3 separate regions of the Homo sapiens genome follow, and all the other regions are linked to region 1. The links are chromatin loops, found by intact Hi-C in ENCODE. Cell type or tissue: endothelial cell of umbilical vein. All regions are shown on one strand.

The links. A loop is a pair of places that touch in the nucleus more often than their neighbours do. Peaks named below come from ENCODE experiments on the same cell type or tissue, not always from the same donor. Only the 100,000 strongest peaks of a DNase experiment are listed, where the experiment ranks them.
Region 2: a loop joins it to region 1, with 3.0 times the contacts of the local background. A loop is called at or near these places in 7 of 110 quality-filtered maps.
Region 3: a loop joins it to region 1, with 2.3 times the contacts of the local background. A loop is called at or near these places in 5 of 110 quality-filtered maps.

What each region holds. Positions count from the first base shown.
Region 1 is chr13:35,214,416-35,222,415 of GRCh38, reverse strand. The region is part of intron 33 of NBEA (neurobeachin); the gene reads right to left. Among named protein-coding and RNA genes, the nearest start is that of MAB21L1, 260 kb to the left of the region's middle. In endothelial cell of umbilical vein, no CTCF peak of the experiment used is centred here; a DNase peak (open chromatin) is centred at 3,205.
Region 2 is chr13:35,814,933-35,822,932 of GRCh38, reverse strand. DCLK1 (doublecortin like kinase 1) reads left to right here. Exons shown (of 17, transcript NM_001330071.2): 11 at 58-204. Among named protein-coding and RNA genes, the nearest start is that of LINC00445, 120 kb to the right of the region's middle. In endothelial cell of umbilical vein, a CTCF peak has its summit at 4,172 (motif pointing right); no DNase peak of the experiment used is centred here.
Region 3 is chr13:35,626,459-35,634,458 of GRCh38, reverse strand. NBEA (neurobeachin) reads right to left here. Exons shown (of 59, transcript NM_001385012.1): 49 at 6,211-6,378. Among named protein-coding and RNA genes, the nearest start is that of LINC00445, 67 kb to the left of the region's middle. RefSeq lists a silencer at 3,596-3,645. In endothelial cell of umbilical vein, a CTCF peak has its summit at 3,611 (motif pointing left); no DNase peak of the experiment used is centred here.

The sequences.
Region 1 (8,000 bases):
AGAAATACCAATTAAAATATAAAAATTGTCAGTTTGATTTTTTTAAAAAGCAGAACTGCTTTAAGTATAAAAATATAGACAAGTTTAAAGAAAGGAAAAAATTACCATCAAAACCCTTCACTAAAATAAAGAAAGTCATGTAAGGAGTTGAAAATGTTTAATTGGATGAACTTTATACAACTTAAAAATTACCAAAAAGTTACACATTTTTCTATTATATAATTAAGGATCAGAAGGAATGGATCTGACATAATCCAGCTGAAATCAGTGATTAAAAAAAACCAAGCCATTTTAACATTTACACTCCATCTAATATATGATCATAAACACAATAACTATATAAAAATAATGTGGATTTCTACCTTTAGTAATAGGCAAATTCTCCTGCTGAGAACAACTAAAAAAGCTGGACAAAATCAAAAACACTTCTCTGAGGGAAATGGAGAGTTAAGACAGAAGTCAATTATTTGACCATGATCCTGAAGAAGAAACTCTAAGATGATTTTGGTTTCTGGACCGCTCTTCTCCCATGGACATGTTTTGGTAGAAGCAACTGAATGATTGAAATTCAACAAAATTTTTGGAGCTCAGAGCCTACTAAAGAGGAAAAAAAGCTTAGAAAAACCCTTATGATGTAAGGTTCTATAGGTTTATCTGATTTATGATTCTATAGGTTGAGATCCTATAGAACTACACTTTAAAGAAGTGGTGAATCGAAAAAAGACTGGCCCTCTAACCTTGACTTCATTAAGGTCCTTTAGGATTGCTAATGCTTACTAGAAAAAAATACATTTTTTTCTGGAAGAAAACACCACTTTGTACTTTCATATTATGTTTATAATCTTTCAGATACTACATAGGTTTTTCACATAATAATAACAAGAAAAGAAATATAAGTAGACAGGAAGATATTATTGAATACCAAAAGTAACACAAGATGACAGAGGTAGCTCTGATAAATAATCAAAGACTTTAGGGTAACTATATTTACATTCAAGGAAATTAAAGATCAAGATAAACAACTGGATAAGATAGACAATTGGAAGTTTTTTTAGTTTTTTGTTTTTTTTTTTGAAATAGTGTCTCACTCTGTCGCCAGGCTGGAGTGCAATGGCACAATCTCAGCTCACTGCAACCTTGGCCTCCTGGGTTCAAACAATTCTTCTGCCTCAGCCTCCCAAGTAGCTGGGATTACAGGCACTCACCACCATGCCCAGCTAATTTTTGTATTTTTAGCAGAGATGGGGTTTCACTATGAAGGTCAGGCTGGTCTCGAACTCCTGACCTTGTGATCTGCCCACCTCGGCCTCCCAAAATGCTGGGATTACAGTCGTGAGCCATCACGCCCAGCTGGAAGATAATATTAAACCACAAAAGTCAAATGGAAATTTGAGTACTTATAAAACTTGAAATTAAGAACTGAGAAGACTGGACACAGCTAAAGAGATAATTAGTAAAGTAGACTATAGGTTAAAAGAAAATACTCAAAATCACTGAGAGAGAAATAGGCATAGGGGGAAAGGATATAGATAGGTAAGAAATGTATTTTTAAAAAGTCTAATTTTTATGTAAGATAAGCTCTAACAGAAGGATAAAATGGGTCAGAAGCAATACCTGAAGAGGTAATGGCTAGGAAGTTTCAAAATTGAATGAAAGTGATAAAACTTCAGATTTGAAAAACTCTACAAATCTTAAGCAGGATAAATACAAAGAAAATCCACAGCGCCTGAAAACATCATAGTAAAACTTATCAACTCCCAAAATACAGAACACCTTTAAAACAGACATCAGGTGGGTTGGAGTGGAGAACAGAAACAATATGACTAGGAATTAACCTATAAAATAAATAAATAAAACACAGAATGAAAAAAGCCAAAAGACAATAAAATGATATTTTCAAAGCACTATAAGAAAATAATTGCCAACCTAGAATTCTATTGGTTCAAAATATCCTTTCAAACATCGAGGTGGATTTCCAAGATGTTTAGAGAAATAGGAACTAAAAATTCATGACAGGCAAACCTGCACTAAATCAAATACTAAGAAGCGTTCTTTCAGAAGAAGAAATATGATACTAGGTGGAGGTCAGACATTCAGAAAAGAATGATGAGCAACAAAAAATGATAGTCATTTGGCTAAATCAAAACAGATGTTGACCAATAAAATAAGTATACTTTCTTGCAGGGTGTGAATTTAAGATGAACATGCACACATGCATACATATGTACATGTATGTCTGCAAAATTTGGGGTAAATTAAGTTAAACTAGAGTAAGGAAGGGCCATGCATTGTCTGGGAATAGGACCTCGATAAATCAAGGATAACTCCTGCGATGTGGAGGATTATCAATTACACACTGTTTCTCAAAGTGTGTATTCTGGACCAGCAGCATCAGCATGATCTAGCATCGTGGTTAATTTTATGGGTCAATTTTACTGGGTGTCCAGATATTTGATTAAACAGCACTCTGGGTATGACTGTGAGGGTATCTATTGATAAGATTAACATTTGAATAGGTAGACTGCCCTCCTTCATGGAAGAAGGCTTCATCTAGTCAGTTGAAGATATGAATAGAACAAAAAAGTTGAGCAAACTCCTTCTGCCTGAATGTTTGAGCTAGGAGTACTGGTCTCTTCTTGGCCTTTGGACTCAGACGGAAACATCGGCTCTTCTTCAGTCTTGAGCCAGCCAGCTTTTGGATAGGAACTTGTATCACTGGCTCTCTTGGTTCTCCGACCTTGGTACTTTGATTAGAACTACACATTGGTTCTCCTGGGTCTTTAGCATACTAACTGCAGATACTGGGAATTTTCAGTTTCCATAATCATGTGAGCCAAATTTTTATAATAAATCATGTGTATATGCATGTATATTCATATGAATGTAAACATCCTATTTAATCTGTTTCTCTAAATAAGCTTGACTAACACACCTAAAAACTTGTTAGAGGTGCCCTAAATTCTCATGCCCTACTGGAGTCCTACTGAATTAGGTATCCAGCAATCTGTATGTTAACAAGCCCTCTATGTTATTCTGATGCATGCTGATGTTAGAAAACTACTGCACTAAGGAAACAAACAATGTACAACTTTCAACTTAACCGTTTCTTGTTATTTCTCTCTAGACATTTTTTTGGCAATATGAATAAAACTGATTAATCACTGCCAGAGCTTATCAAGAAAAGGAAGGAAGGCAAGGAAGGCAAGGAAGGCAAGGCAGGAAGGCAGGAAGGCAGACAAGCTGGCTAGCTTAAATAAAGAATATCAAGATTAAAAAGAAGGGACATTACTACAGATTATATGAATGTTAAAAGAATAACACAATAATATTATGAAAAGCTTTATGCCAGCAAAAACCTAACAAAGCTGACACCAGAAAAAAATAGAAAATTTTGGGAGATCTGTAACTAATTAAATTGAAATTTTAATTAAGAAACTTTCCTAAAAGAAGAGATCCAGGATTAGGTGTCTTTGCTTGTGAAGTTTACTAAATATTTCAGGGGAAAAAATAAAAAAATAATCTTATAGAAGCTTTCAAGAGATAAATCTATTTCACATTACAATGAAATTGGATTTCTTACAGAAATTGAGAATTCTTTTAGCATTTAAAAATTAAATCAATATAGTATACCATGTTAACAGAAGGAGAAAAACCACATGATCATCTTAGTGTATATTTAAAAAGCATAAGATAAACTTCAACATACGTCATGATAGCAAGTTTTTGTTAATTACAAATATAAGAGATGTATAACATTTATTGAAAATTATATATAATTAATAGGTAAGAAGCATCATAGTTAATGATAAATGTTCAATGTTTTTCATCTGAGATGAAGAATTTAAAAAGAATGCCTGCTATAACCATGACTATAATAAATTGCATTAGAGGTACTGGGTGGCACTGTAAGTTCAGAAAAAGAAATTAAAAGGTGCAAGGATTTTAATGGGAGAAAAAACTCCCCCATTATTCGTGGATGACAGAATTATGTATATACATATACATTTTGAAACAATCTATAGAAAAATAATTAGGAATAATAAGTGAGTTAACATTTCAGGATATTCTGTCAACATACTGAAAGGGAAACAATTAAAAGAATTAAAATTTATAAAAGAAATCATTGACAACATGATAAGAATATAAAATTCATTTGTAGCCTTGAAAAAGTAAGATGGTCTAAAATTACCTTCCATGCTAACAGTTAAAAATATTAGACAAATACAGGGAACAACTATTTTCAGGCAATACAGGGAGTACAGGACTATGAACCCTAAGGACAGGGAAACCAATGAGGTGAGCTCCCCCATCATCCATGTTTCCTTTATGGAGGTATTTCCTATATTATGGCAAATACTGAGTCCTGCAATGTTTTTGAGTTGACACGACTGAGACTGTAGTTCAAAACGGCCAAGGTGAATAGAATTTGCAGAACAGAGTCCCTGAGAGGAGGAAGCTATGAAGAAAAAAATTTCCCAAAACCTGAGTCTTAGGCTGAATAGCAATCTACTTATGTGAAGCCTGAAAGCTCCAAGGGCTAGAATAGAATAATTTTTTGAAAAGAATAATTATGAAGGAGCTGCAACACAAACATCACTGAGAGTGCATAGTGCTGGGAATAGTCTGTATTCCCTCCAGCCAGAAAGGAGAGATCTCATTAAATACACTGAGCATTCAGGAGAAATTCTAGCAAGTCTACCCTTTCTAAGTGTGGCAAAAGCAATCCAAGAAGAGAGGCCTCTCTAAATTTGCCTTAAAAGGTCTTAAAAACATGCCTCATGGGCAAGGATAGCCTTTTCAACAAATGGTGCTGGAACAAATGAACATTCATAGGCAAAAATGTGTACCTCAACCTAAACCTCACACCTTACACAGACATCAGCTCAAAATAGATCACAGACTTAAAAGTAAAACAACTTTTAAACCACAAAACTTTATAGAAAATACAATATAAATTTTGGGAAAGTAGAGGTAGGTGAAGAGCTCTTAGACATGACACCAAAAGCTTAACTATAAAAAGGTAAATCTGACAAGCCAGATTAAAAAAAATTTAAATTTTTCTCTGCTAAAAAACCCATTAAAAGGATGAAACAGGGAGCACGTCTAAGATAAAATATTTGCAAACTAAATTTCTAAAAAAGGACTTGTATTTGAATATAACAAAAACTCTCAGAGTTCAAAAGTTAAACAGTGATCCAATTAAAAAATAGGCAAAAGACATGAACAGACAATTCATGAAGGAGACATATTGATGGAAAATAAACACAAGAAAAGATGTTCTGCATATTTATCCATTAGGAAAATGCAAATTCAGACCACAGTAAGATATCACTACATACTATCAGAATGCTTAAAAAAATGCTGGTAACAATGAGGAGAAACTGGACCACTCACACATTGCCAGTGGAAACATAAAGTGGTTAAGCCACTCTAGAAGACAGTTTTGCAGTTTCTTATAAAACTAATCATATACTTACCATAGAGCAAGTAATCTCACTCTTGGGTACTTATCCCAGAGAAACAAAAATGTATGTTCACATAAAAACAGATGTCCACTGTAACTTTATTTTTAATAGCCCCAAACTGGAAAAAAACTTAAATGTCCTTTAGTAGGTGTATGTTTAAACAAACTGTCATCCGTACCATAGAATATGACTGAGAAATAAAAAAGGAACATACTATTAATTCATGCAACAATTTGAATGGATTGCATGGCAGTATTTTTAGTGAAGGAAGATAAATGTCAAAATGCACCTCTGTAAAGTGTATGAATCCAAGAAGAAATAGGGAAAATTAGAAAAAAATATTGAATTGAATATAAAAAATACTACATTTGTACAATACAGGTAAAACTGTGCTTGGAGGAAAAGTTATGGCTTTAAATGCTCATATACCATATCATTAAACAAGAAAGTTCTAAAATCAAAGATCCAAGAGAGGGGCTGGGAAACATCTGTAAAGGATAAGACAGTAAATATTTTAAGCTTTAGGCCATATCGTCTCTGTTCCAACTATTTAACTCAGTCACAGTAATGTGACAGCAGTGATAGGCAATACATAAGCAAATGAGTGTGGCTGTATTCCAATAACTTTATGTACAAAGCTGGTGGCAGAATGATTTGGCCCATGGTCCACAGTTTATAGACACTCAATCTCAGTTTCCACTCTAAGATATGGGAAGAAAAAAGCAAGCAAACGTGATGTAAATAGAAAGGAGTAATAAGAGCAGAATTCACATAATAGAAAAAAAACACTCTAAAAATATTAATGAACACAGTATCATTTTTGGGGGGAAATCATAATATTGAAAAGCAATAGCTATTCTGATAATGAAAAAATGAGAAAAAACAAAATAACAAAATCTGAAATGAAAGAGGGAACATCATTAGGGATCATGCTTATATTTTAAAATATTAATAATAAAATTTTTAAAATTACAAAGAATTTATGGCAATAAATCCAACAACTTAGATAAGATGGGTAAATTCATTGAAGACAAAAATAACAAAACAGATACAAAAATAAATATACTATCTGGATACTCATTTATCAATTAAAAAAACTAAATCTATAATTTAAATTTTCCCAGAAAGAAAATTCCAGGCAGAAATGGCTGTACTGGTGAATTCTCAAACATTTTAGGATAAATAATACTAAAGCTACAAGTGACATTATCTCATGCATAGAAAATAATAAGGAAACTACAGAAAGTGTTAGATCGATTATGTGAGTTTAGAAAGTTCTAAACAACTTACCACGTTTACTAAAAGTAAGTGGCAAGATTATAAAATATAAAATCAATATATAAAAATCAATGTACTAATACAAAATTATCCCCTTTTTTCAGTTTTATTGAGGTAAAATTGACACAGGCAATCACTGATTTGCTATTTTTTAAGATAAATTAATTTGCATTTCCTATAATTTCATAAAAATGGAATCATACACTATGTACTCTTTTTGGTCTGGCTTCTAACTCCCAATTGGAAATTTACAGCAAAAAATCTAATATAATATCATCAAACACATGAAAATTTAGAAAAACATAAAAATTTAAAAAGACATAAAAATAAGTACAAGAGTTTTACAATGAAAACTACAATAAGTTGCTGAAAAAAATTAAAGATCCCAATGAATGACAATTTCAAAAGTTTGAATACTCAGTATTATGATGAAGAGTCTCCTCAAATTAAAAGGTTCAACAGAGTTGTAATTAAAATTTCAGCAGAATTTCTTTTTTTGTTGCTTTAGAATTGACAAGTCACTTCTAAAATTTACATGAAAATGCGAATTAACCCAGAAAAGTAAAAAAAAAATAGTTACAGGACTTACATTACATCATCTCTTTCAAAACTTAATATAAAGCTACGATACAGGAAGATAGTGCAGTAGTGACATATAGTTCATGGGACAGAATGGAGTCTAGAAATAGATCTACACATAGGTGGTCAATTGATTTTAAATCAATTCCAAGGTAATTGAATGGTACTAAAACATTAATATACATAAAGACAGAGCCAAATCCCAACCTTTACCTCACCACAGACACAAAAACTAAGTCAAAACAGATCAGAAACCTAATAAAGATAAAACTACAAAACTTTTATTTTAGAAGAAAATATAGTAGAATATCTACATGACTTTGTGGTAGGTAAAGATTTCTTATGATTTACAAATGGCACAAATCATAAAAGACGAAACTATTTGAGACAATGAACTCTGTCAAATTAGAAACTTTTGTTATTAACAATTTTAAGAAAATAAAAATATATACAACAAAATGGAACAAAAAATTCTAGACTGCATGTTTCTCACAAAGGACATATATGAAGAATATATAAAGAACTCATATCTCAAGAAAAATTTTAAAAGATAGCAAGGGATTTCAATGGCCCATAAGCATATGCAAAAAAGAATACTCACCATCATTAATCAATAGGAAAGAAAACATAAAACCAAATGAGATATGGTTACCCACCCATTATAAAGTCTTAAAAAGA
Region 2 (8,000 bases), 600 kb before region 1:
GGTGGCCCCACTGGCCCGTCTGTTAATGTGCTGCTTCAGCTTCTGTTCTCTTCTCAGGGGGGAGACCTTTTTGATGCCATTACTTCCACTAACAAATACACCGAGAGAGACGCCAGTGGGATGCTGTACAACCTAGCCAGCGCCATCAAATACCTGCATAGCCTGAACATCGTCCACCGTGATATCAAGCCAGAGAACCTGCTGGTAAGAGGAATTCCACCTACAGGGCATCCTGAGTTCCAAGCACTCATGAAGGAATATGAATATTTCTTTTTTCTTTTCTTTCTTTTTTTAAAAATTTACCTGAAAGGTTAATTTCCAGTTAGCCTTCAGGAGCTAGTTGGAAACTAGCCTTTTAGGTTGATCTAGATGAGTTAATGCGCCCTTAAGAACACCTGATTTATTAGCAAACAAAAACCAGGCACAAGAATGGGAATTGAACTCGCGAAGGGTAGGGCTGTATTGAACACCTTGGGCTAGGACAAGATAGCGACAAGTTACACAGACACAAATGTCATTTATCTTAGGCACTTTTATGTTAGAAAGTTTTTACTTGCCAGTTGGGGCAACATAGTGAGACCCCCATCTCTACACAAAAAAAATTTTTTTTAATTAGCCGGACATCGTAGTGTGTGCCTGTAGTCCCAGCTACTCAGGAGGCTGAGGTTGCTGGAGGATCTCTTGAGCCCAGGAGGTCAAGGCTGCAGTGAGCTGTGATCACACTACTGCACTCCAGTCTGGGTGACAGAGTGAGACCCTGTCTTGAAAGAAAGAGAGAGAGAAAAGAAAGAAAAGAAAAGTAAAAAGAAGTTTTTACTTGGGGAAAAAAAAAGGAAGCCCTTTTAGACTTTTTTGGAGTCTCCCAACTTTACAGCTCAATAATATGATCCAAAACCTAAAAGAAAAAAAAATTATAATTGGTTTTTAAGACTCTAGCCCCTTAGCATAAAAACAATTTTGAAAAAGACTAATTTTTAAAAACGGAGACATCCTTCCCCCAACTTTACACTATTTGGTTTGCTTTTCATTTACTCCACATCTCTGGGGAAACCTTGAGAGATCTCCACAAAAGCAAATGGGGGTCCTTCCTCACCCAGTTATTAAGGGGAATACATAGGAAAAAAAGAGGAGGTAGAGACTAAGTATGGGGTGCTTCACTGGGAAATATGGGAGTAATATAAATGTTGCTGGCTCTTCAGGCTGGAATTTAATGAAATATATTTCATTTCTATATACTGTGCATATATATATATATATATACATATATTTATATATATATCTTTTCCCAAAGATGCTAGTTCTTCCTTTCATTATCCACCCCTGAGCATTATGTATAAATATATGAGTTCTGTTACTTTGCCCGTCTCTTCAGAAATCTGGGAAAAGAGGATTCTCTTTCTAAAGTAGTGTTTCTGCAGGGTGGTCTAAAGACTCCCTGAATCAAAATTATTCCCAGATGCCTGTTAAAAATGCAAATTTCTGGGCCTAGATGCAGCCCTACCAAATCAGAATCCAGTGACTGATGACAGCTTGCAGAAATCCACAAGGCAGCCACCTCCCCCAGGTAACCCGCATACACACTCAAGTCTAAAAGCAGATGAGCCACCCAACTCCCATGACACAAATAAAAGCTAGTAAGATCCGCCATGATGGAGAACCATCTATGTACTTGGCCCTGTGCTAACGTCTTTACAGTCATTATCTCGTTTCATCCTCACAGCAACCACATTGGGTAAGTTCTATTACTGTTTCATTTCATAGGTAAGGAACATGGGTACCTAGAAGTTAAATGACCTGCCCACGGTTGTCACAGCTCTTAAGTAGAAGAGCCAAGGTCTCAACCTAATTCTGACTTCCAGAGCCTTAGCTCATACTACTACACTACAGTAAGCTCTGCATTAAGGAGAGGTTAACTGAGTACTTGCTATGTGTCAGGTACTGTGCCAGGGAACAAGAGAGACACATGTCTTCATGAAGTTGACGCTGAAGCAGAAAAGATAAGCATTCAAGAAACAAATATGCACACAATTAGTTAATTGCAATTATGCTGGTAATCTTGTAGCTACTGGCTAATAAAAGGCAGCTGAGGTCAAGTGACTGAGCCCTGACTTAATTGCACCTTAAATTCCTCATCTTCACAGTAGCCTAAACATATTCTTCTGCATAGTTACCTCCATCAACTGCAGCAATTTTCTCTCATCTGCACTCATTTTTCCTGTGTCTTGAATTATGTAGGATTGTCTCATGGGAACAGACTTACAACTGGGCCTTTGTTTAAAAACTTCTCTAAGCTCCCAAACTTCAGCGACTGAAAATTAAAGTTTCATTTTCTTTCCTTTTTGCTTTTGCTGCTCAGTTTTGTGTACCCATTGTTCACTTACTCCTCGCTGAAGTGTTATCTCTTTCTGTAAATGCCATAAGTGATTACATTGGAGTGCACTTTTACTAAAATTACAGTTTACGTGATACTTCTAATGTATTATGCTCATTCAAATATATTTTACTTTAAATTACCACAAAAGAAAAAAAATGTTCTCTCCTTTCTTTTTCCCTTCTCTTCTAATTTAAGAAGCTGAACTATATGGAGAAACAATTGCAGTCATTTATAATGTGGTTTTAAAATATCTATATGAAAAACTAACGAGATTTTATTCTCCTTTACAGTGATTTCTGATGGTAGGGATTAGGGGTTGGTGAATTTTGCAGGGATAAGTCTATTATAGGATAAAATAGTTCAAATAAGTTTAGCAAAACTTAACACAACTTATTCTGTCCTGGTTTAACAAAACTAGGATGATGTCACTAATTGCACATGAGACCACTGTTGATTTCACATTCTATTGAGAGTTGTGGAAATAAGAGAACCATCACAGAAGGTAGACCCTCACACACCCAGGATTTATAGTCAGATGGACAAAAGTTCAAAACCAAGCGGTTCACTCTTCCACTGCCTGGTCTTATGACCTTGAGGAAGGTACCTCCTTCAAGCCTTTATCTTTAAGGGGATTTGATGAAGATAACATAACTATTAATTTTCTTTTGAAAATTTCCCCTTTCTTTGTAATTAAAAATGAAATTAAAGTATTCCTTAAAATAAAACTGCCTAACGATAATATATGTAGTGAAAATCACTTTTTAACCCTTTTTTTTTTATATTGCTTTAGAAATTTTACTATTCACCTGTGCATGGATTTGCCACCTCATGGCAAAATGTAAAGCTATAGACTATTTTTTGAAAATGTTATAATAAAGTTAATATAAAGATTTGGAATCCATTTACTTATTATAGGGAAACTTATCAAATACATAAAAAGACCTCACAGCATACTTTGTTTTACTACGTTATTAAAAGGCTTATAAAACCCTTCTAAATTGTAAGACTGACAACAAGATTTTTGTTAGCTAAGTGTTAGATTAATATTTGTTATAACTAGCAAAGTATTTTTAATACATATCTAATTCAGCTATAGATTTCATTGTACACAGTATAATTGTGTATGTAGAACTTTTAGCGTTTTTTATTTTTAATTCTTATAGAACAGCATAAAAATGTAGCCTGGTCTTAAGGATCTATATTGATTGTATGAATGATTTATTTAACTCTAGTGTTTGGTTGGGTTAAAGTATTTTGATGAGAAAATATGATTTGACTTACAGGGATGTTTTCAGCCACATTTTAGGTGAAAACTGGGCATTGACCCAATAAAAAATACCCCTTATAAATTTATTGTTGTATTTAACTAAAGTTTTTCCCCCCAAATTGATCATGCCCATGATTTTACATGGTTCTTGTTGCTTTACTGGTTGTCATGCCTGGTACTTAATAATTGTATGGACAGGTGGACGTCAGAGTGGATGAGTGGAGTGAGTGAGTGAATGAGTGATACTTCTATGAACAGAGGACAGAGCCGCCTGGCAAGCCCAAAACATTCCCAACTGGCCTGTTAGACGGAGTTCTCACACTGGCCTCAGTGTAAACTTCACTGAGCAGTGGGAGAAAGTATGATGCTTCTCCAGATGGGCTTAGGCATGGGACCACTGTGTATGTATGCGTGTATGTGTGTATGTGTATATGTATGTGTGTATGCATGCCATGATGGTTCATGACTAAAGGAACTTTTTGCTTAATTAAAAAAAAAAAAATTAATACCTTCAGTTTACACAAGTCACCACTAGATGGCAAGCTTGTACCCTTAGCAATAAAAACCATCAGTAGCAGCTTGTGTTTCTTTCAAGGACCTGGGCAGGTCTTTCAAAAATGTGTACACAGATGCCTCCTCCTTATGAAAAGTAAATCTTTACTAACCAAACTATAACTCACATCACTAGTTTTTATTAGATTCCAGAAACAAACATAGTCGTTTTCTTCAAATATAAACATTCAAAAATCTTTTCCCTCCCAAAGTCCCCAAGACCCTGCAGGAGAAAAACTGCCTCTCCTTGGCTAGAAACTCTGTGTTCAAGTGTTTGTGCCTGCTCCCAGCTGCCCATCAAAATGACACGTGCAACTCATGGTCCTTGTTTTCACGCAGTGGATTATATCTAGCAATAAGCTAGTCCTGTTCCACCCAAATGACGATGACAGGTTGTGCTCCAGCTCTTCCTAGTTTTCAATTCCATGCTCACAAGATAACATATTTCCTTCACCTTAATCCCATGACTCTTAATTCTCCAAATAAATCCATTTGGTGATAGGATAGCTAACTGCACTGGTGGACAAGATGAGTGCCACAGAGAGAATGGGTCTAGAGGTCATGGACAAAAACACAGAACTTGAGCCCTCAGAGTGTATTGACTAATGGATTGGAGGTTACCCAAAGGAAGGGAGCCAGTGATCTTCTGTGAGTCTGGCCCCAATCCTGCCCTATTCATCATTACCAGTGACTTCAAATGAAGATGAATTATACCAATGACAGAAGTGAAATCCAAAAATATTTTTGGCTCTATAAAGGTCCAAAACTGGTAAGAAGAAATTAAACAAGAGATAAACATAAATCCCTAGAGACTAAGTTAGTTTTGGTGTAGTTGTGTTATTGTCAATTTCAGAAACAGTAATGGAATACTTGGCCTGACTGCAGGTCAAAAGGCTATTAGTTGACCTGGAGAAGGCTGTTCGTTCAGTGTGAGTCTCAGTATGACAAGCCTGCTAAAAATATTCATATGCCCTTAGACTTCTTTCCCTGAAAGAGTCAGGAGAGTCCTTGGTGTGGCTTACCATGGTACCCCTTATGGTAATACTCTGAACACATTCTGTCTGGGCCTGGGGTTGACCCAGAGAAGGGATGTACCACTTGGGGCATGGTGATTCTCATCAAATATAGGAAAGGCTGCCACATGGAGGACGGGATAACTTTCTTGTACTGTATATGACAGCATGGAACTAAAATTAAAGAGAAGATATTAGTGGGCAAGAGATTTAGGGTTAACTTTAGAAAAACTTTTTAATAATCTAATTTCTTTGAAATTTAAATGTCCTTTATTACTGGTAGCTTGTAGTCATTGTGAGTGTCCGGGCAGAAACTGAACGATCCTTTTTTTGGGGGTGTTTAGAAAAAAAATTCTACTCTCTGAATTTGCATGGAAGTTGAGGGAAAATAGAAGACGCAACATTTTCCCAAAGCATTATTTAGTACCGTAATTGGCCAGTTACTGTACTAAGTGTTTACTGGGCCTCTTGTTCAAAGACCTGTGATTTCATCAGGGAGATGAGGACAGGAAGGAAAAGGTATCCCTTTAAGAAGACATTGATTTTCACCTTGTGTCACCTTGGTGGGTCTGTGTTTGTCTAATTCACTGCTCCTTTCTGCTGTCATTAAGAGATGACACTCATTTCTTTCTAAAATGGCACAGCCTTATCAGACTAGCAAAAATTAAAAATAACATACAATGATGGCAAAGTTAAGAGGATAACAGTTATCTCATATGTGTTGGTGGGAGAGTCACTTGGTGGAACCTGTCAGAGAGGCAATTTGGTAATATATAACCAAAACCTTCAATAACATGTGTGCCTTGTGACCAAGTAATTCTACTTCTAGAAATGTAACCTAAGAGGAAGAAACTGGATATGTAGCTATCCAGAGGGATGTTCACATCAGGGTTTTGCAGTATGAGGAAAAAAAACCCAAACGGTATATATGGAGATAAGTTATCTCAGGGCACTGATGAATTAAATAGTGGCACAATGGTGGTTAGACCACCAGTAGTGGCAGGACATCCTGGTTAGACTCTTGGACTCAGACATATCTGAGTTTAAGTTCTGGCCCTGCCACTTATTTGCTGTGTAACACTGGGTAAATTACTTTACATCTTCGAATCTCAATTTTCTCATCTGCAAAATATGAGTAAGAGTGCTAAATTAATAGGGCTGGTATGAAGATCAAATGGGCCAAAATGCACATGAAGTCTTCATCACAATGCCTGGTATGTCCTGTGTGTACAATAAATGACAGTGGTAATAGTAACTGTTGGGATTACTAATATGGTGCCATATGGAATATCCTGCAGCCACTGAGAGTAATTGTATAGATATATGCGATTCACTTCGGAAAAACATTCAGGATATGTTGTTCAATGGAAAAAGAAGGATAGGAAGGAGAGAAAGAAAGCTCTGGAAGTCCATGTCCCAAAATATGAACAGTGTTTATTTCTGAGTGTCAAGATTATGGGTGAGTTTAGTTCCTTTTCGTCTATAGTGATCATTTTCCTACTATGACATATTGGATAATAATTGTGTGACAGAAATGTAATAACGTTTTTTAAAATTGCAGTGGCATTGAGTTCCCACAGTTTTGGCAAAATCCTGGGATGTATAATTCCTAACAGAATCCGGAATGTGCATGTTTTGTGTATCTCGCTGCAGCTGCATAGAACTCCTTTTAAGATAGTTTCATGACTATTTTAAATTGAGGGTGAGAATCAGGTTTCCTGGAGTTTCCGTTCACTTCTCCATCTTCCCAGATATCTCCAGTGTAATATTGAAGAGCAATTTTACTTTTTCGTTTAATTACCTCTCTTCTGACTTACTCCTTTCTAACATCTGCACAACATTCATTATTTTTATTATTTCATTTAATTTTTGATTTCATAAATATTTTACATGTAGGTATAAATTTTTTTATTATGTTTTTCCAGGAGATTTAATTCAAAAGTACATGGGCCATAAAATGCATTCTATAAAATAACTCCCTGCTTAAATGTTGTTATATTTCATTTCTTAAAGATTAAAGATTTAAATTTAAGCCATTTTCCTCAGAAAGCATCATAAAGGCCATATACCGTAGCAAGAGGAAAATCAATGTCTTTTTAAAGGGATACCGTATATGTTAAAAAGTAAATTGACGTTTTTTCATGGCTTTGTCAATTTCATGCCACTTTTGTTCAATTCTATTTGGTGAAATAATTTTTAGTTCCTACTGAGCTCCTCTGTGAAATAGTTTTCAGTGGTTACTAATAATTCATTAGCCAACGTTTCATCAGGGTTACCCTTGGATTCGTAGAAACACTGAGAATTACGTTTGTTCCAACACATCTGTTACATTAGTCAGCTTTTAGTGCCATATTATGGGAATCTCAGAAACCTTTTGACTGGGTTCAGGTTATCTGTGAATTTTCATATTATTTTATGGCCACCAGCTGCATTTTATGACTATATATTAAATGTTTTATTTTTTCAAATAATTTTTCCAAATGGTCTCAGTTTCCCATCCAAGGGAAATCAAGCATATGCCTAAAGATCTACTGTTCAGTAAGTTGTAGCTAATGCAAAACCCCAAATAAACAAAAAAGAAACAAAAATAAAACCCTCCTTTCAAAAACAATCCTGTGCAAAATACCAGTGTGCCCCAAAATCTACATACCTGACCTTTCGTTATATCTGTTCTTGGTTGGATATGCCTTCAGGTTTTAATTGGAACCTTTTTCATAATTGTTGCCATTTAACACATTTAGTCTGTCAAATCATAGGATGTCTTTATAGCCATATAATAAACCCTAGAGAACAA
Region 3 (8,000 bases), 410 kb before region 1:
ACTGACTCAATTTTTTTCTCTTGCTGAACCAGTACAACTTTAATGCCAGTAATAGTGTTGCTAATTCATTTGATAATATGAATACAAAACTAATGACACTAAAGTAAAACTTTTTTTTCAGATAGTCTCACTCTGTCGCCCAGGCTGGAGTGCAGTGGTATGATCTTGGCTCACTACAAGCTGCGCCTCCCGGGTTCACACCATTCTCCTGCCTCAGCCTCCCGAGTAGCTGGGACTACAGGTGCCCGCCACCACGCCCAGCTATTTTTTGTATTTTTAGTAGAGATGGGGTTTCACCGTGTTAGCCAGGATAGTCTCAATCTCCTGACCTCGTGATCTGCCTGCCTCGGCTTTCCAAAGTGCTGGGATTACAGGCATGAGCCACAGCGCCTGGCCTAATGTAAAACTTTTAAAAATATAAAGGATAATAAAGGATATAAATGCTAATACTAATTTAGATCAAGAAAGAATGTTACAGGCAATAAGTGGGCTGCAATTAGGCCATCTTTATAAAATTTTGGAGACAGTATTGAAAATAAATTTAAAAGCCACAACTGCTTCTTTTTACTAAATAATATTAAAAACAAATTAACTTATTTTCTCTGTTGCTAACAGATTTTTTAAAATTAAATTGATAGTTTTGGTGTCATATATAATGAAATTATTAAAACAAAAGTTCTTCTAAGATAACTTCATTTAATTATGCCTTTAGGTAATAATGCCTGTGTAGTGCTTTATAGTTTAAGTATTTTCACATATTTTTCTCCCATGAATTAGGTATCATCTCTGTCATCAATTTTTTAGGTGAGAAAATACAGGTACATAAAATTCAAGTGACTGACTTAATGTCACTCAAATACTAATGGTTGAGCTGTGATACAACTTATAATATCATTCCCATCTTTCTATCCATTTTTGTTGCCTATGGCATACAATATAATCATACTCTGAGGCAGACAGGTCTTGAACTCCTGACCTAGTGATCCACCCGCCTCGGTCTCCCAAAGTGTGGGGATTACAGGCGTGAGCTATCACGCCCAGCTGAAAAAATTATTTAGGCCGGGCGCGGTGGCTCACGCCTGTAATCCCAGCACTTTGGAAGGCCGAGGTGGGCGGATCACAAGATCAGGAAATTGAGACCATCCTGGCTAACATGGTGAAACCCCATCTCTACTAAAAATACAAAAAATTAGCCGGGCGTGGCAGCAGGCGCCTGTAGTCCCAGCTACTTGGGAGGCTGAGGCAGGAGAATGGCGTGAACCCGGGAGGCAGAGCTTGCAGTGAGCCCAGATTGCGCCACTGCACTTCAGCCTGGGCGACAGAGCGAGACTCTGTCTCAAAACAAACAAACAAAAAATTATTTAATGAGAGTGTTAGCTAGATTAATGGTTTTTAATTGGGAATGTGTGTGAAATTCCCAGATAATTTTTTTTTTTTTTTTTCAAAATAAGACTTGCTTCATTGAAGCCTTTCCCTGGATATTCTGAGATGCCCATGTGATGGGGAGGATAGAGTGGATGGGGAGTTAGATGGGTATGACATGTGTATTAAAAATAGTACAGGGGGGCCGTGCACAGTGGCTCATGCCTGTAATCCCAGCACTTTTGTAGGCTGAGGCAGGCAGATCACCTGAGGTCAGGAGTTCAAGACCATCCTGGCCAACATGGTGAAACCCTGTCTCTACTAAAAATACAAAAATTAGCCAGGTGCGGTTGTGGGTGTCTATAATCTCAGTTACTTGGGAGGCTGAGGTGGGAGAATTGCTTGAACCTGGGAGGTGGGGTGCAGTAAGCCGCTGCACTTCAGCCTTGGTGACAGAGTGAGACTGTCTCTGAAAGAAAGAAAAAAAATACAAGGGGAGGGGTGAGGTTTTGATGAAATGGTTTTAAATTTTTGAAATTGGGTGATAGGTACATGGAGGTTCATTATACCATTCTCTGTACTTTTGTAGGGGAAAAAAAAAAAGCTTTCCAAATGATTCTAACACACCTTTAGTAGAGCAGTGCTTCTTAAAAGTTAATGTCTCAAACAAGTTGCCTAGGGATCTCATTACATGTATTTAGTAGGTTGGGGAAGGCTGAGAGGCTGAAGTTCTAGCAAGTTCCCAGGTGATGCTGATTCTGCTGGGTTATGGGCCACATTTGAGCATCAAGGTGTTAGAAAACCATGGGACTAAATGATTACCAACCAGAATATTCTCTTTCCTAAGCAGGTCATAGGATGAAGTTTCTTGGTCATCATTTAGTAAGTAAAAATATAAATCAGATCATATACTTTTTATTAATATATAAAAACCGATAAGAAAAAATATTCTTTATAATGCTTGAAAAACTGCTCAAATAGTACAGCTCATCTATGAAAAAAAGTGCATAGAAGATTACGATGTAAGCCAAGACTTTAGACAATTTAAATAATATCTACTATCCAACAGATCTAGTGTTTACATATTAAGAAGAGCTTTGTACCAGAACTGTACTGTCATGTTTCTGCCCAGAGGCTGTCATGATAAAGTTTATTATCAATTACTGCTTTACAAGTATAAAATAAGTTAAGCTGTCATAATTTTCTCAGCCAGAGTTCCTAAACTGTCAAAGAATGTCAATTTTCAATCTGACATAGAGAAGAAAATTATCTGTTATTCTGACCTCTAATTTCTTGACATTTTAATGCCATAATTGCTGTGGTTAGTGCTGCTTCATGATTTCACCTGTCAAGAAAGAATGAATCAATAACCTTAAGCCATTTCTCAAACTTTAGCACTAACTTCAAAACTCAAAGTTATAGGCAAGTAGTAGAATTTTTTTTTTTTTTTTTTTTTTTACAAAGGAGACATATATAGATATTCATATATTAAATATTTCTCTTTTTAAATTAGTGTTTAATTTAAGCATGAAAAAATCCATCTTAGGCTAGATGGAGTTTAGTGTAGCCATAATTAGCCTTCCTTTGGTTTTATCTATATGAAATGTACAATCTTTGTATTTTAAAAATACTAAGATAAACATTATCAAATAAAATAAATGTATTGAGCTCAATAAAAGGGTTAATATCTTAAACTCTGCTTTTTCCAAGAGTCTGTGTCCAACCACTTAGGTGGGAATCAACTCTCTCAAGTCGCAACACAGCAGTACAAGACCTCCAGGAACTCAACAAGAATGTTTTAAAAAAAGGTATTGTGCCTCCCACATGGTCTACTCATAGGGGTTGTATATAGGTAAGGGTGCATAAATGACCACTAAATAATGAATATGCTGTACTTCACTCCATTTTATCTGGGTTCTTTCTTATAACAATAGATGTATTTACAGAGAGAGCAACTGAGGTAAAGTGAGATTGAATGACTCGGCCTCACTTACCCAGCTCACAGGATTCAGGTGGGCTCTCGTCCTTTGGAGGACACTATTCCTCACATTCTTAAATGTTAGTGCAGAACTGTCTTTGTGGGAATCTGTTAGCTTCTACTTGGCTAACTGGCATTAACAGCAATGGGAATATGTTAGAGGGGGGAATGGTGGGAAGTGGGAAAGGGGAAATTAACTAGCATTCCTTGAAATCATTTAATCTGTTATGTCTACACTGTACTAAATGGCCCCCTAGTGGTCACAAGGAGATAGAGGCTCTTCCTAAGCAATCTTGAGTCCACACAGGTCCACAGGGTCATGGTAAACCTCTCTGCTGATGTGTGCTCAGGCCTCTGGGGGCTGGGGGAAGGGAAGTAAGAGTATTCCAGGTATGCGCTCCTTCACATGTATCGTGTTCTAAGAACTGACACAGAATTATAGGGTTGAGGAAGTGGGCAAGGGGTCTGGGGAGAAAGAACATAACATTTCACAGTATGACTCTGGGTCTCTCTAATGAAACCTGAGTGTCTGGCAATTATGTGCTTCGAATGAGCATGCTGAAAGGAGACAGAGTCCTGAGCTGAGGCACCCTAGTAGCAGAGAGTCTGCATCACTAGAAGGTCATGAAGCTGTAATACAAGATATTGTTCAGACCATCTATATAATATGCCAACATATGCTTGAATCATTCCCATTCAACAGAAGACAATTTTTAATTTTTAATTTTTACATTTTAAATTTTACATTTCTATGTAATGTTTCATTAAGAAGTTCTACATTAACAAAGCCTTATACACAATTCTTTCACTGTCCAAAGCAATGATGTTATTTTGTAGAAACAGGTATTTTGATAAGATTCAAATAATGAACACTGTATCCATGTAAAGAAAATTTCCATTTTAATTTCATTTTCAAATTCTTTCAGTTATCTCTTTTTAAACCCTCATTTAAATTGGACAAACCTGCTATTTTTCTGTCAATTTTAATGCTGCCTTGCACTTTCATCACATATAAGATGCTTAATGTATTTTATTTTGTATTTAATTTATTTAATTTATTTTATTTTGTGTTTAATGTATTTAATTTGTTTTGCCCAACAGGATTAACTTGCAACTTTCTTTATAAGAACAGGACTTTATTATAATGGGTAAAAATGTATAACAAAATATCCAAAAGCAAAAATGCCTATGACATTTAGAAGTCAAAAGACAATTCAGTTGATCTTAGAATATAAGGATGAACTATTACAACTGTTTTCTTTTTTTCTGATTCTAAAAGGTATTAGCCTTAAAAGAATAGTTTATAAAGTATTTAATAAAACAGGCATGTAATAAGCAAGGGTGTACAGTTGAGACTAATTAAGCTCAGAATTATCTCCTACCAAATAATCTGATTACAATTTATACACAACTGGGGATACTCAGTTGGGTGAGTGTAATGATTTGTAGAGAAAATTCCTTATTTCACCAGCCATTTCATAACACCTGCCTTCTCTCTCATTCATTCATTCTGTCTCTATGTTTTTCTCTTGGCTTCAGGCAATAATTTTATCTTGTGTGCACACAATATGGTACAATATTGCCCCTAATAATACGCTTGCAACGTGTTCTCAGAATATTTTGCCCTAAGGGTCCAAGGATCAATGATTATGAGGCTCTTCCCTTCCTTTTCCTCTTCTTTGCTTGAACCATACAAATGGAGTCATTTTAATTTTATAGAGGTATATAAGAAATAAACTTATGAATGCAAATTTTTCTGTAGAGCTTCATTGCGCCCATCTCCAAGTTTTCCACCTTTAAAATAAAAAATAAGAAAAGCATTCCACTGGCTGGAGATGCAGAAATGATTACTTGTTTTGCATACGACAGATGGCAGATATCTGGTAGAATGGAAGACTGGGATATCACTTCCTTGAAGCAACACTTATGTAGCAGCTGTTGCATCTTCACTCTTTCCACTTATCTGAAATCATTTTGTGCAATGTAGAAATGATTTAAGTAATATTTTATATGAATATTTTCACTAAAAATACTATATACATACTACAGCACATAATTCCCAACTGTTAGCTATAAACATTTCAGATTGAAAACACATAAGAATAAAATAGCATAACTGCATCTATTTCATTCATGCATGTTTTTGAGTATTCTGTCTAAAAGGTAGAAATATTCCTTTTATTTATATTTATTATTTTTTTGAGATAGGGTCTCGCTCTGTCACCCAGGCTGGAGTGCAGTGGTGCAATCTTGGCTCATGGCAACCTCTGCCTCCTGGGTTCAAGTGATCTTCTCACCTCAGCCCCCACAGTAGCTGGGACCACACAGCTGCGCCACCACACCCTGCTAATTTTTGTATTTTTTGTAGAGATGGGGTTTCAGCATATTGGCCAGGCTGGTCTCGAACTCCTGGGCTCAAGCCATTCACTCACCTTGGCCTCCCAAAGTGCTGGAATTACAGGCAAGAGCCACTGAACCTGTAATCCTAGCACTTGTGCTGTTATTTTTAAGAATAGCCACAGTGGCAGATTATGTTAATGTGGAATATTCCTATTTAAATATTCAGCTAGGTTTCACTTATTACTAAAATACGTAAAGCATTACATATTTTAATGTAAATTTTGAAGTAAGAAAAACAAATATACAGATATAGAAGTATATTTAAAGTGTCTGAAATTTAAAAAGGAACCACATACTGGTTGCATTACTTGTTTTGGGACTTTTCAATTTTTCCACATATGTCAAGAACCTGAAATCTGTTTTGTAAGAAGTTATGTTGAAAACAAAATTATACAGAAAGAGATGAAATGTCAAATTTGTGTTTGAGAGATGACAGAAATTTTTGGAATAATATGGGATTTAACACCTACCTCCCTGAGCACAGGATCAGTGATACTATCCAGGTTCACAGAGCCTTCATAAGTCAAGTAGTGAAAAACATTCAGAGCACGAACTGCTTCTGGTCCTCGCTGCTTATAGCCAAATATAAGGTCGATCCACTGATGAAGTTGGCAAGAAACAAATTCACTTTCTAGGGCCTGAAATGAGTCAAGAAAGAAATGAGAGACCATCAAAACTTAGTACACCTTCATATCCTTTTATTTTTTTTTTACTTTGAAATATATATAAAAAGGAGAATATGCTCTTTAAATTTCTGTACTTGATTTATATGTATCAGATCTTCAGTTCCTAGAAATGGAAAAATACTACCTCAGTAGTATTTTACAGACACCTAAATGAAAGTACAGAGACCTAAATGAAAATTTTCCCTTTCTAAAATGCTAAACTTTCTCTTGGCTCCATTAGGTACATAATATGATTTAACATAAATAAATTTCTTATTAAAACACACTCATGTTTAAAAGAAAAATAATTTAAATTACCTTTTTTAATACCATGTTACAGTTTCATTTCTCATTTTTAAATATTAGTTTGAAATTAAGCAATTTTATGAGAAACTCTGATATACATTTATTTTCCTGCCTGAAGTCCTCCAGCTTACCTCTGAGATGACTAGAAGGGAATATCTTTCTTCCACTATGAATTAACTCAGCTATTACACAGTTTGGGAATCACTGGGCAATTTTGGATGTTTGCTAGCTAATGGGAAAGAAATATAAATTACTGAGAGTCAAGGCCCATACTAAGTTTCCATAAACAGAAAAAAGAAAAAAAAAAGGCCTTTTTATTTCCTAAGAAGCCATCAGAAGCTTCCTAGAGGTGTCTTGACAGGTAGGTAGGGAGTCTTGCTCAGGTCCGTGAAATAAGTAGTGATGGTGCATGGCTCACTACGCCTCTCACTTACTGCAGTCATTTATCATCAACTTCCTAGTGATTTAAAGAGGACACTGATTTCAACAACATGGAAAAGAGCTGTACATCTAGCTTTGTAAATTTCAGCTATTGCAGAGCCATGTAAGACAATTTTCTAAATTACGGCGGTCACTAAATATGTGAACAAAGTCATTCTCTGTGATTTCCATGGTGTTGAAACCAATTTGGAATTCACTTAATGAATAAATGATTTCTTGAATTAAGATTGCCAAAAACTGCTTTTCATTTTTTAAGTATATAAAATATTATAAATAATACTTTTCAACTTTTCCTGTGATCACATTTAACTAGTAATTTATTCCCTTCAATCCCTTTCCTGATTTATTCCTTTCAAAATTTTTTGTATTTCATCTACACCAATTAGTGTGGATGTTTCTCATTCAGCAATGTAAACAATGACATTTTATGAAAGAACAGTTTCCATACTAAAGGCAAACAGAATTTCTATATTGTCTATCTCATCGATCTTGAAATAACAGTTCAGAGTAGAACACAGGAAATGAGTCTGAAAGAAGAGATGGTTAAAATTCTGTATTATGTCTATATTAGTTTGGTCAATTTGTATAAATGATTTTGTCAATTCTCTATAACTATTCAATTAAGAAAAAATGTCAGTCTAATTATTTAGTAATATTTTCAGTGTCTGATGCAATAAATGAAGGGATTTAAAAAATGAGTAAATAGAGGTTCATTATTGAGTAACTACTGCTCAAGTCTATTCACAGGAATTCAATTTAGTTATGGAATCAGATAAATAATTTAAAGGAAGATTTTACCAACATGATCAGCTAAGCGCATTCATTACAAATATATCTTATAGATACCA